2 separate regions of the Homo sapiens genome follow, and region 2 is linked to region 1. A link is an interaction called in ENCODE POLR2A ChIA-PET data of the cell type or tissue named here. Cell type or tissue: GM12878. All regions are shown on one strand. Region 1 overlaps TRPM7 (transient receptor potential cation channel subfamily M member 7). Region 2 overlaps SPPL2A (signal peptide peptidase like 2A).

What was found. Peaks named below come from ENCODE experiments on the same cell type or tissue, not always from the same donor. Only the 100,000 strongest peaks of a DNase experiment are listed, where the experiment ranks them.
Region 2: POLR2A ChIA-PET joins it to region 1 with 5 read pairs; 4 of 35 experiments call an interaction of 5 or more read pairs at or near these places.

The regions. Positions count from the first base shown.
Region 1 is chr15:50,652,722-50,657,721 of GRCh38, forward strand. All of the region lies in intron 3 of TRPM7 (transient receptor potential cation channel subfamily M member 7), which reads right to left. The region is part of intron 3 of LOC128092252; the gene reads right to left. Among named protein-coding and RNA genes, the nearest start is that of TRPM7, 32 kb to the right of the region's middle. In GM12878, no CTCF peak of the experiment used is centred here; a DNase peak (open chromatin) is centred at 1,901.
Region 2 is chr15:50,740,681-50,745,680 of GRCh38, forward strand. The region is part of intron 5 of SPPL2A (signal peptide peptidase like 2A); the gene reads right to left. Among named protein-coding and RNA genes, the nearest start is that of SPPL2A, 23 kb to the right of the region's middle. In GM12878, no CTCF peak of the experiment used is centred here; no DNase peak of the experiment used is centred here.

The DNA.
Region 1 (5,000 bases):
AAAACAAAATAAAACCAGCCCGTAATTCCAGCTACTTAGGAGGCTGAGGTGGGAAGACTGCTTGAGGACAGGAGTTCTAGATCAGCTTGGGTAACAAAAGGAACTCCATCTCAAAAAAAGAAAAAAAGGCAAAGCATTAGCATTACAAGAAAAGACTAGGCCGGGCACACTGGCTCGTGCCTGTAATCCCAGCACTTTGAGAGGCCAAAGTGGAAGGATCACTTGAGCTCAGGAGTCAAGACCAGCCTGACAACATGGCAAAACTCCTTCTCTACAAAAATTAGCCAGGCATGGTGGCATGCACCTGTGGTCACAGTTACTTGGGAAGCTAAAGGGAAAAGATCACCTGAGCCCGGGAGGTCAAGTCTGCAGTGACTGTGACACTGCACTCCAGTCTGGGCCACAGAGTGAGACCCTGTTTCCCCACTCCCCCCAAAAAGAAAAAAGAAACGGACGTGGTGGCTCACACCTGCAATCCCAGCTCTTAAGGAGGCATAAGTGGGAGCATAGCTTGAGCCGAGGACTTCAAAACTTGCCTTGGCAATATAGTGAGACCCCGTTCTCCACAAAAAGGAAAACAAGCATTGGACAAAACTGAATGTCTGTTCATTATAAGCACTGTCAGCAAACTAGGAAAGGAGGAAACTTCCTCAACAGATAACATAATACTTATTAAATCTTATCAAGAGTACCACTACATGCTAAGTCTTGTGATTCATTCTAGCTAATCATGGAATCTAGGTGTGGTCTCGGAGATTCCTGACATAAATGTGAACAAAATATATGAGATAACTGTTTCAGGCATTAAACAAGAAGAAACACGAAGCTGTGATCCTTGAAATGAGGGAAACACATGAGGTAAACCCCCATGACTGCACCAGCTTGGGGGCAATTTCTCAATCATAGAGATGACACCTAGGCAGAAAACAGTAGACACTGGGCCAAGCAAGGAAGTAGAGAACAGAATTCTAGGCTGTTGAAACAGTTGGAATTTGTAGCAGAGTTACCAGAGAAAAGGGAGCTATAAAGACAAGAAGGAAAAAAATCTCACATGGGGATTCACCATGGGTCTTTGGCCATGGTCTAAGGTGTATCTGTGAGAGATTCTGTGATGCCTAGCAGTAATCACTTGCTGTGTGTGGGTCTGTGAACGGGGTCCTAAAGGTCTGGAAGACATAGCAGTTTTAGTTCAGCGTGAAAAGACATCACTGAACCCCCTGAACACTCAATTGAGAACACAAAAAAGCTATACCTTAAGAGGAAGGTCCACATCCTAGGACTAAGTTCAAAATAGAAGTAGAACTGCCCTAACAAAGAAGAAAATCAAACCTGAATGGACAAAAGAATCTATCAAAAATTAATTTAATCACCTGTCAGAAAGAAACTGAACACTCCTTACAGGAAAATTATTTACTCCAGAACAACAATATATGATAAAAAATTATTGGCCGGGTGCAGTGACTCACACCATCCCAGCACTTTGGGAGGCCAAGGCGGGCGGATCACCTGAGGTCAGGAGTTCCAGACCAGTCTGGCCAACATAGTGAAACCCCATCTCTACTAAAAATATAAAAAATTAGCTGGGCGTGGTGGTGTGCGCCTGTAATCCCAGCTACTCGGGAGGCTAAGGCAGGAGAATTGCTTGAACCCGGGAGGCAGAGGGTGCAGTGAGCTGAGATTGCAGCACTGCACTCCAGCCTGGGCAACAGAACAAGACACCATCTCAAAAAAATAAAAAAATACTAGACATATAAAAAAGATGAAGGAAAAAAAGCAGTCACCAGAAACAGACCCTAAATGATGCAAATGTTGGAATCAGTAGACAAAGACTCTAATGCAGGTATTATAAATATGCTGAAGGGCATACAGGAATAGACAGTCATAATGAGAGTGCACATGGTGCATCTCAGCAGTAAAATGGAAACTATAACAAAGAATCAAATAGCAATCCTAGCACTGAAAAATGTAATGTATGAAATGAAAATTCACTGGATGGGCTGGGCGCAGTGGCTCACGCCTGTAATCCCAGCACTTTGGGATTACAGGCGGGCAGATCACAAGGTCAGGAGATCAAGACCATCCTGGCTAATAAGGTGAAACCCCATCTCTACTAAAAAAAACCACAAAAAACTACCCGGGTGTGGCAGCAGGCACCTGTAGTCCCAGCTACTCGGGAGGCTGAGGCAGGAGAATGGCATGAACCCAGGATGCAGAGCTTGCAGTGAGCTGAGACTGCGCCACTGCACTCCAGCGTGGGCGACAGAGTGACACTCCGTCTCAAAAAAAAAAAAAAAAAGAAAAGAAAATTCACTGGATGGACAAAACAGCAAAATGGAGAATGTAGAAATAAGAGTGAACCTGAAGACATCAATAGAAATTATTCAATACATCAGATAAAGAAAAAAAAGTTAATTAAAAAAAAAAAACTTCCTGGCCAAATGCAGTGGCTCACGCCTGTAATCCCAGCACTTTGGGTGGCCAAGGCGGGCGAATCACGAGGTCAGGAGTTCAAGACCACCCTGACCATCAAGGTAAAATCCCATCTCTACTAATAATACAAAATGAGCCAGGCATGGTGGCATGCGTCTGTAATCCCAGCTACTCAGATGGCTGAGGCAGGAGAATTGCTTGAACCTGGGAGGCAGAGGTTGCAGTAAGCCAAGATCGCACCACTGCACTCCAGCCTGGACAACAGACCAAGACTCCATCTCAAAGGAAAAAAAAAACAAAAAAACAAAAAACCTTCTCAATCAGGTAAAAAATTTGAACGTGCAAATATTTACGCAAGCAGAATAAGTACAAAGAGAATCACTCTCAGGCATATTATAGACATGCTGCTGAAAACCAAAGGAATAGAAAAAAAAAATATTTAAAGTAGCTAGAGAAGAAAAAGACCCATTCCACACAGGAAGACAACTACTGTATTACAGCTGCCTTCTCATTAGAAACAAAAGCTACAAGATAAAATAATGACACCTTTAAAGTGCTGCAATGGGCTGGGCGCAACAGCTCACGCCTGGAATTCCAGCACTTTGGGAGGCCAAGGCAGGCAGATCACAAGGTCAGGAGACCAGCCCAGCCACCATGGTGAAACCCCATCTATACTAAAAGTACGAAAATTAGCCAGGCATGGTGGTGTGTGCCTGTAATCCCAGCTTCTGGGGAGGCTGAGGCAGGAGAATCACTTGAACCTGGGAGGCAAAGGTTGCTGTGAGCTGAGATCGCACCACTGTATGCCATCTAGCCTGGGCAACAGGGCAAGACTCCATCTCAAAAAAAGAAAAAAACAAAAAAAAAAAACCCCTGCTGCAATAAAATAACACAACCCAGAATTCTATATCCAGTGAAAACATTCTTCAAACATGAAAATAAAAGAAATATATTTTCAGATAGACCAAACTGAGAAAATTCATGTTCAGTTCAGTGTAGCTGCACTATATGAAATGCTAAATAAAAGAAACTCTTTGGCATCGTCAAACAAGAGACACCAGATGGAACCTCACCATCTATAAGAAGAAATGAAAAGGACTGGAGATGGTTAAGTACAGGGGCAAATATGAAAGACTGTCAGGTCTTTTTGTTTGTTTTTTTTTCTGGAGACAGGGTCTTGCTCTGTTGCCCAGGCAGGAGTGCAGTGGTGTGATCAGGGCTTATTGCAGCCTCAACTTCCCAGGCCCAAACGATCCTCCCGGCTCCAATGATGTTCCTGCTTCAGCCTCTTAAGTAGCTGGGACTACAGGTACATGATACCATGCCAAGATTTTTGTGTGTGGTTTTCTTTTTTTTTTTTTTTTGGTAGACACAGGGTCTCACTATGCTACCCGGGCTGGTCTCAAACTCCTAGGCTCAAACCATCCTCCTGCCTCAACCTCCCCAAGTGCTGGGATTACAGGCGCGAACCATCACATCCAGCCTGTCAGGTTTTTTGTTTTTGTTTTTACAGACTTCCTTGAAAAACTCTTCAATATATCTAAAATAAACCCATTCTATGTACTTTTATTCCTAGCCTACCACCCAGAGACCTTCTCTTCTTCCTCTTATACTTCCTCATCAGACCCTAAAGCATATTACAATTTACTCAGTTGCCTAAGAAGGAAATGTAGTTACCATGCTCAAATCTTCCCTTTTCTTCACATTCACCAAATCCTATTGCATTTATCTCATTAAGCCCTTCAAATATGCCTACTTCTCTTCATTGTCAAAAACATCTTACTTCAGGTTCTCATCTTTTTGCCAGAGTCACTCTAAAACTTTAGCAACTGGTCTATTTTCTTCCAATCCAATCTAAAAATGCAAACTGCTCTTACAAAAAATAAAATCAGCCGGGCCTGGTGGCTCACACCTGTAATCCTAGCACTTTGGGAGGCCGAGGCGGGTGGATCACCTGAGGTCAGGAATTCAAGACCAGCCTGGCCAACATGGTGAAACCCCATTTCTACTAAGAATACAAAAATTAGCCGGGCATGGTGGCGCATGCCTGTAATCCCAGCTACTCGGGAGGCTGAGGCAGGAGAATTGCTTGAACCCATGAGACAGAGGTTGCAGTGAGCCGAGATTGTGCCACTGCACTCCAGCCTGGGTAACAGAGCAAGACTCCGTCTCAAAATAATAATAATACTAATATAGCATGTTATTAATTGCCTGTACAATATCCTTTTAACATGAAATCAAAAGCATGTGCAACAAAAAGCCTTGTAGAGTAACTGAAACTCTCATTTTTCCAGGCCCAAATCTCTCAAATCTCCATCTTACATTCTGCAGTTTCCTGACAGAACCATGATGTCTTTCACTATCAGGCCTTCCCATACACTGCTCTCGCTGCCTAAAATTCCTGTCCTTCAACTTCTGCTCAACAGACACAACTTTACAACTCTTCTTAGGTAGCTTCACCTGAGTTTCAAACAGCCTTGACTGACCCTTCACCTTCCAAGTCTAGGTAAAGTACCCATCAAATATAATAGCATGTGAGTTTCATGCCACTGTGTTCTAACTCATATTTC
Region 2 (5,000 bases), 88 kb after region 1:
GCTCACTGAAACCTCTGCCTCCCAGGTTCAAGCAATTCTCCTGCCTCAGCCTCCCAAGTAGCTGGGACTACAGGCACATGCGGTTAGGCCCGGCTAATTTTTTGTATTTTAGTAGAGACGGGGTTTCACCATGTTGCCCTGGCTGGTCTCGAACTGAGCTCAGGCAAACCACCCACCTCAGCCTCCCAAAATGCTGGGATTACAGGTGTGAGCCACCGCACCCAGCCGCTTCTCTTAAATGTAAACGCTAAATTCTCCTCTCAATCAACTTAGCATTTACTATATGCCTAGTCTATGCTCATCAATGTATTATAAAGGACTCAAAAGAAATTCAAGGCATAACTTTGTCCTACCTTTATTTAAGATAACGAAATATTGTATCAACCCTTGCTAGGCCACAGAGCTAATAATAGAGACAGAAGTCGAGGAGGAAAAGAACTGCAACTGTTGTTTGTTGGGCAATCTCTCTTGTCGACCTTACTACTGTCTCCTCCTAGTTATATGCAACCTATGACACATTATTAATACTACTTCTGAATACTTTTCAACAACTCTGTTCTAAACTCTGCTCCCTCCTGGGCAAATCCTGGCCCTGCTTGTTAGGTCTGGGCTCAATATAAAATTTAGGTTAAAAAAGTTTATTTATTTTAATATATTTTTAAAAATTAATTTTAAAAATAAAAAAAAAAAAAAGAGTAGATTGCCTGGGAAAAGAGGAGGGAGAGAGTTGATGGAGACATGCTAGCACCTCCCCCTGAAACTCCAGAGCTGAATGACAGGGTATTAAATAAATTTCTACAAATGTGGTACCTGAGTGTAAAAAGGTGCTAATTATGATATCTGTCACTACAGAAATACATTTAAAGCAATTTTTGTCATAGTATACATATGAGCCATAATAATTCAATATCTATTCATAGTCATTAAACTAAAAAGCACAGGCAATTTCTTGAAGGAAAGCATACAGTGTACTAGATTTATATCACATTAAAATATTACAATTCTGCTGGGTGTGGTGGCTCACACTTGTGATCCCAGAACTTTAGGAGGCTGAGGTGGGCGGATCACTTGAGGTCAGGAGTTGATACCAGCCTGGCCAACATGATGAAAGTCCATCTCTACTAAAAATACAAAAATTAGCCAGGCATGGTGGCACGTGCCTGTAATCCCAGCTACTTGAGAGGCTGAGGCAGCAGAATCGCTTGAACCTGGGAGGCAGAGGTTGCAGTGAGCGAAGACCGCATGCCACCGCACTCCAGCCTGGGTGACAGTGAGACTCCAACTCAAAAAAAAAGAAAAAAAAATTACAATTCATCTTTTTTGAAAAAAAAAATTGTACTTTCATATCAGCTTGAGAGCCATACGCAATAGAAACCTAAGCTTTATTGCATGCCATCTAGAGGTTATAAAGGCTGAGGACCAGTGACCTTATTATAAAAAGATTTTAGGCTGGGCATGGTAGCTCACGCCTGTAATCCCAGCACTTTGGGAGGCTGAGGCAGGCGGATCACCTGAGGTCAGAAGCTCAAGACCAGCCTGGCTAACGTGGTGAAACCACATCTCTATTAATAATACAAAAATTAGCTGGGCATGGTGGTGCATGGGAGGCTGAGGCAGGAGAATTGCTTGAACCCAGGAGGCGGAGGTTGCAGTGAGCCAAGATCGCGCCATTGCACTCCAACCTGGGCAACAAGAGCAAAACCTCGACTCCAAAAAAAAAAAAGATTTTAACACTGTGCTGAAAAGTCTTTCTACAGAACCCAGGCATCTTTCCCTTTTGCTTAAGGTACATCTCTCATTTGGTAGAGTAATTTTGGGTTGTGAGGTCCTGTTCTGGCACATTTTCCCTTCCCTAAGCCTTACTCTCTTTCCATCCAACTGTCATTACTTGCTAAATGATGGGCCTTATGTTTTTAATAATTATTTTTATGGAACTTTTTCCTTTACATCACTGATTCATATTCTCTTTCTCCATACGGTCACCACCCCTTTCTCCTCCCACATACACTTACTTCTCTCTATCTTTATTTTGCTCTTAGAATCAGCCCCCTCAATTTTAAAATCCATGATCCTGCAGGTATGGGACATTTCCTCTCCCAATCTGGTTTTTGAAGGCAACAAATTACTTGTTTCTGCTCCATCATCATGTTTTACAAATAAAAAAGCTGATATGTACTCCCCTCCAATTTTCAATTTTCTCAAGGAGGAGCTTGTCCTAGCGTGTATATAAAAAAGCTTGCCTTGCTAAACTCAAAGTGTGGTCCATAGGCCAGCTAAATTACTTGGGAGTTGTTAAAAATGCAGAATTGGGCCAGGCACGGTGGCACACACCTGTAATCCCAGCACTTTGGGAGGCTGAGGCGGGCGGATTGCCTGAGCTCAGGAGTTCGAAACTAGCCTGGGCAACACGGTGAAACCCTGTCTCTACTAAAATACAAAAATTAGTCAGGCTTGGTGGTGTGCACCTGTAATCCCAGCTACTGGGGAAGGTGAAGCAGGAGAATTGCTTGAACCTGGGAGGCAGAGGTTGCAGTGAGCCGGGGTCTCACCACTGCACTCCAGCCTGGGCAACAGAGTGAGACTGCATCTCAAAAAAATAAAACACACAATGCAAAATCTGGGCCCCTATCCCAAATCTACTAAATCTGAATTTGTAGTTTATTATTCTTTTTGTTATCTTTTTGAGATAGGATTTTGCTCTGCTGCCCAGGCTTGAGTGCAGTGGCATGATAACGGCTCACTGCAGCCTGAAATTCCTGGGCTCAAATGGTCCTCCTACATCAGCCTCCTGAGTAGCTAGGACTATAGGTTCATGTCACCACACCCAACTAATTTGTAAATTCTTTTTGTAGAGATGGGTCTCACTATGCTGCCCAGGCTGGTCTCAAACTCCTGGGCACAAGTGATCTATCTGCCTTGGCCTTCCAAAGTGCTGGGATTACAAGTGTGAGCCACCACGCCTGGCCTGAATTTGTATTTTAATAAGATCTCTAGATAAGTATATGCACTTTACAGTTTGAGAAGCACTATTCTAGAGAAGAAAAAATTTACATGGTAATGGAAGTACAGTAAGAATCTATAATAAATAGGAAAACATTTTCAATAAATCAGCAGCTTTTGGAAAATTATTTCTAAAGTTTCCCTAAGTAATATACAAAATGATTTTAGAGATATGGAGATCTTACATACTATGCTTTATAAAGATTAATAATTGCCAGGCGCAGTGGCTCACACCTGTAATCCCAGCATTTTGGGAGGCTGAGGCAGGCAGATCACCTGAGGTCAGGAGTTCGAGACCAACCTGGCCAACATGGCGAAACCCCATCTCTACTAAAAAAAATACAAAAAATTAGCTGGGTGTGGTAGTTCACACCTACAATCCCAGCTACTTGGGAGGCTGAGGCAGGAGAATTGCTTGAACCTGGGAGGTGGAGGTTGCAGTGAGTCAAGATTGCACCACTGCACTGCAGCCTGGGTGACAGAGTGAGACTCCATCTCAAAAAAAAAAAAAAAGATTAAAGATTAATAATGAAGGAGAAAAACATGCTTACTCATATGAAAGATGTGACTGATATATGTTGAAACATGCTTTCCAAATACAAAAAATGTTTAAAGCTCAATGCTCCAGGAACCTACACTTGTTAAACTCTTAACATTTCCCTCTTGATGTAAGTCAATCAAATTTTAGTATTTAAGAAATTACAAATAACCTTAGCTTCATTTAGTTACAAATAAGATCTTTTAAATGGAAGCTATAGATCAATTCACAAGGCAAATATATTTTGCCCTTCATACATGAAATAATATGCTCTGGGCACATTTTTTTCATTGAGAGTTATGAATATACACTGACTCTTTTTAATTTAGAGCCAAAAGTACAAAACTGTAAGGAGACCGAGTTAAGGTTACTACTAAATAGGAAAATCTGAATTTTATGTACATTTGAAATTTCTATATTTAAATTAAAATACAGACATGCTTTAAAGTTTTAGTTAATCTTCATGCTATAGATTTTTCTTCTCACTGTATAATTTTGGCCATTTGAGTCTTTTTGTTTAAACTGGCAGAAAGTTGAAATCTTTGGCTATTCAGGAAATCAAGACTACAGATGCTTTGCGCCCCCACAAACAGTACATTGCATCATTGTTCACTTTAGCAGCAGATGTGGTGGCTATGGGGGCAGTAGGGTTAGAAGTTTGTAGAAGGTAATTTTAAGGATAATTTATCATAAATCATTTCCCCTAATCTGCATAAATTAATTAGAACTGATTTTAATAAAACTTATAAAGTATATAGAAAACATTTAAAACTGTTGTTGGAGAAAAGGGAAGCATATACAGATTCAGCTGGATTGCATTTTACTTTCTGGTGTATGAATTTATGGCAAACAATGCAGTTTGTGGCTTTTTCATTTCTTTCAATAAAAATACTTAGAAAATATAATTTTTATTTTTTATGTTTTTGTAGAGATGGGTTTTGTTCTGTTTTGAGATGGAGTTTCGCTCTGTCACCCAGCTTGGAGTGCAATGGGATGATCTCGGCTCACTGCAACCTCCACCTCCTGGGTTCAAGTGATTCTCCTGCTTCAGGCTCCTGAGTAGCTGGGACTACAGGCGCACGCCACCACACCTGTTTGATTTTCGTACTTTTACTAGAGATGGGGTTTCGCCATGTGGGCCAGGCTGATCTCGAACTCCTAACATGAGATGATCCGCCTGCCTCAGCCTCCAAAGAGCTGGGATTACAGGCGTGAGCCACCACATCCGGCTGAGACGGGGTTTCACTATGTTGCCCAGGCTGATCTTGAACTCCTGGGCTCAAGTGAACTGCCCACCTGACCTCCCAAAAATGAGTCACTGCAGCTGGCCTTTTTTTTTTTTTTTTTTTAGTAGGGTCTCACTCTGTTGCCCAGGTTGGAGTGCAGTGGCACAATCACAGCTCCCTATAACCTGAAACTCCTGGGTTCAAGCAATCCTCTCACCTCCACCTCCTGAGTAGCC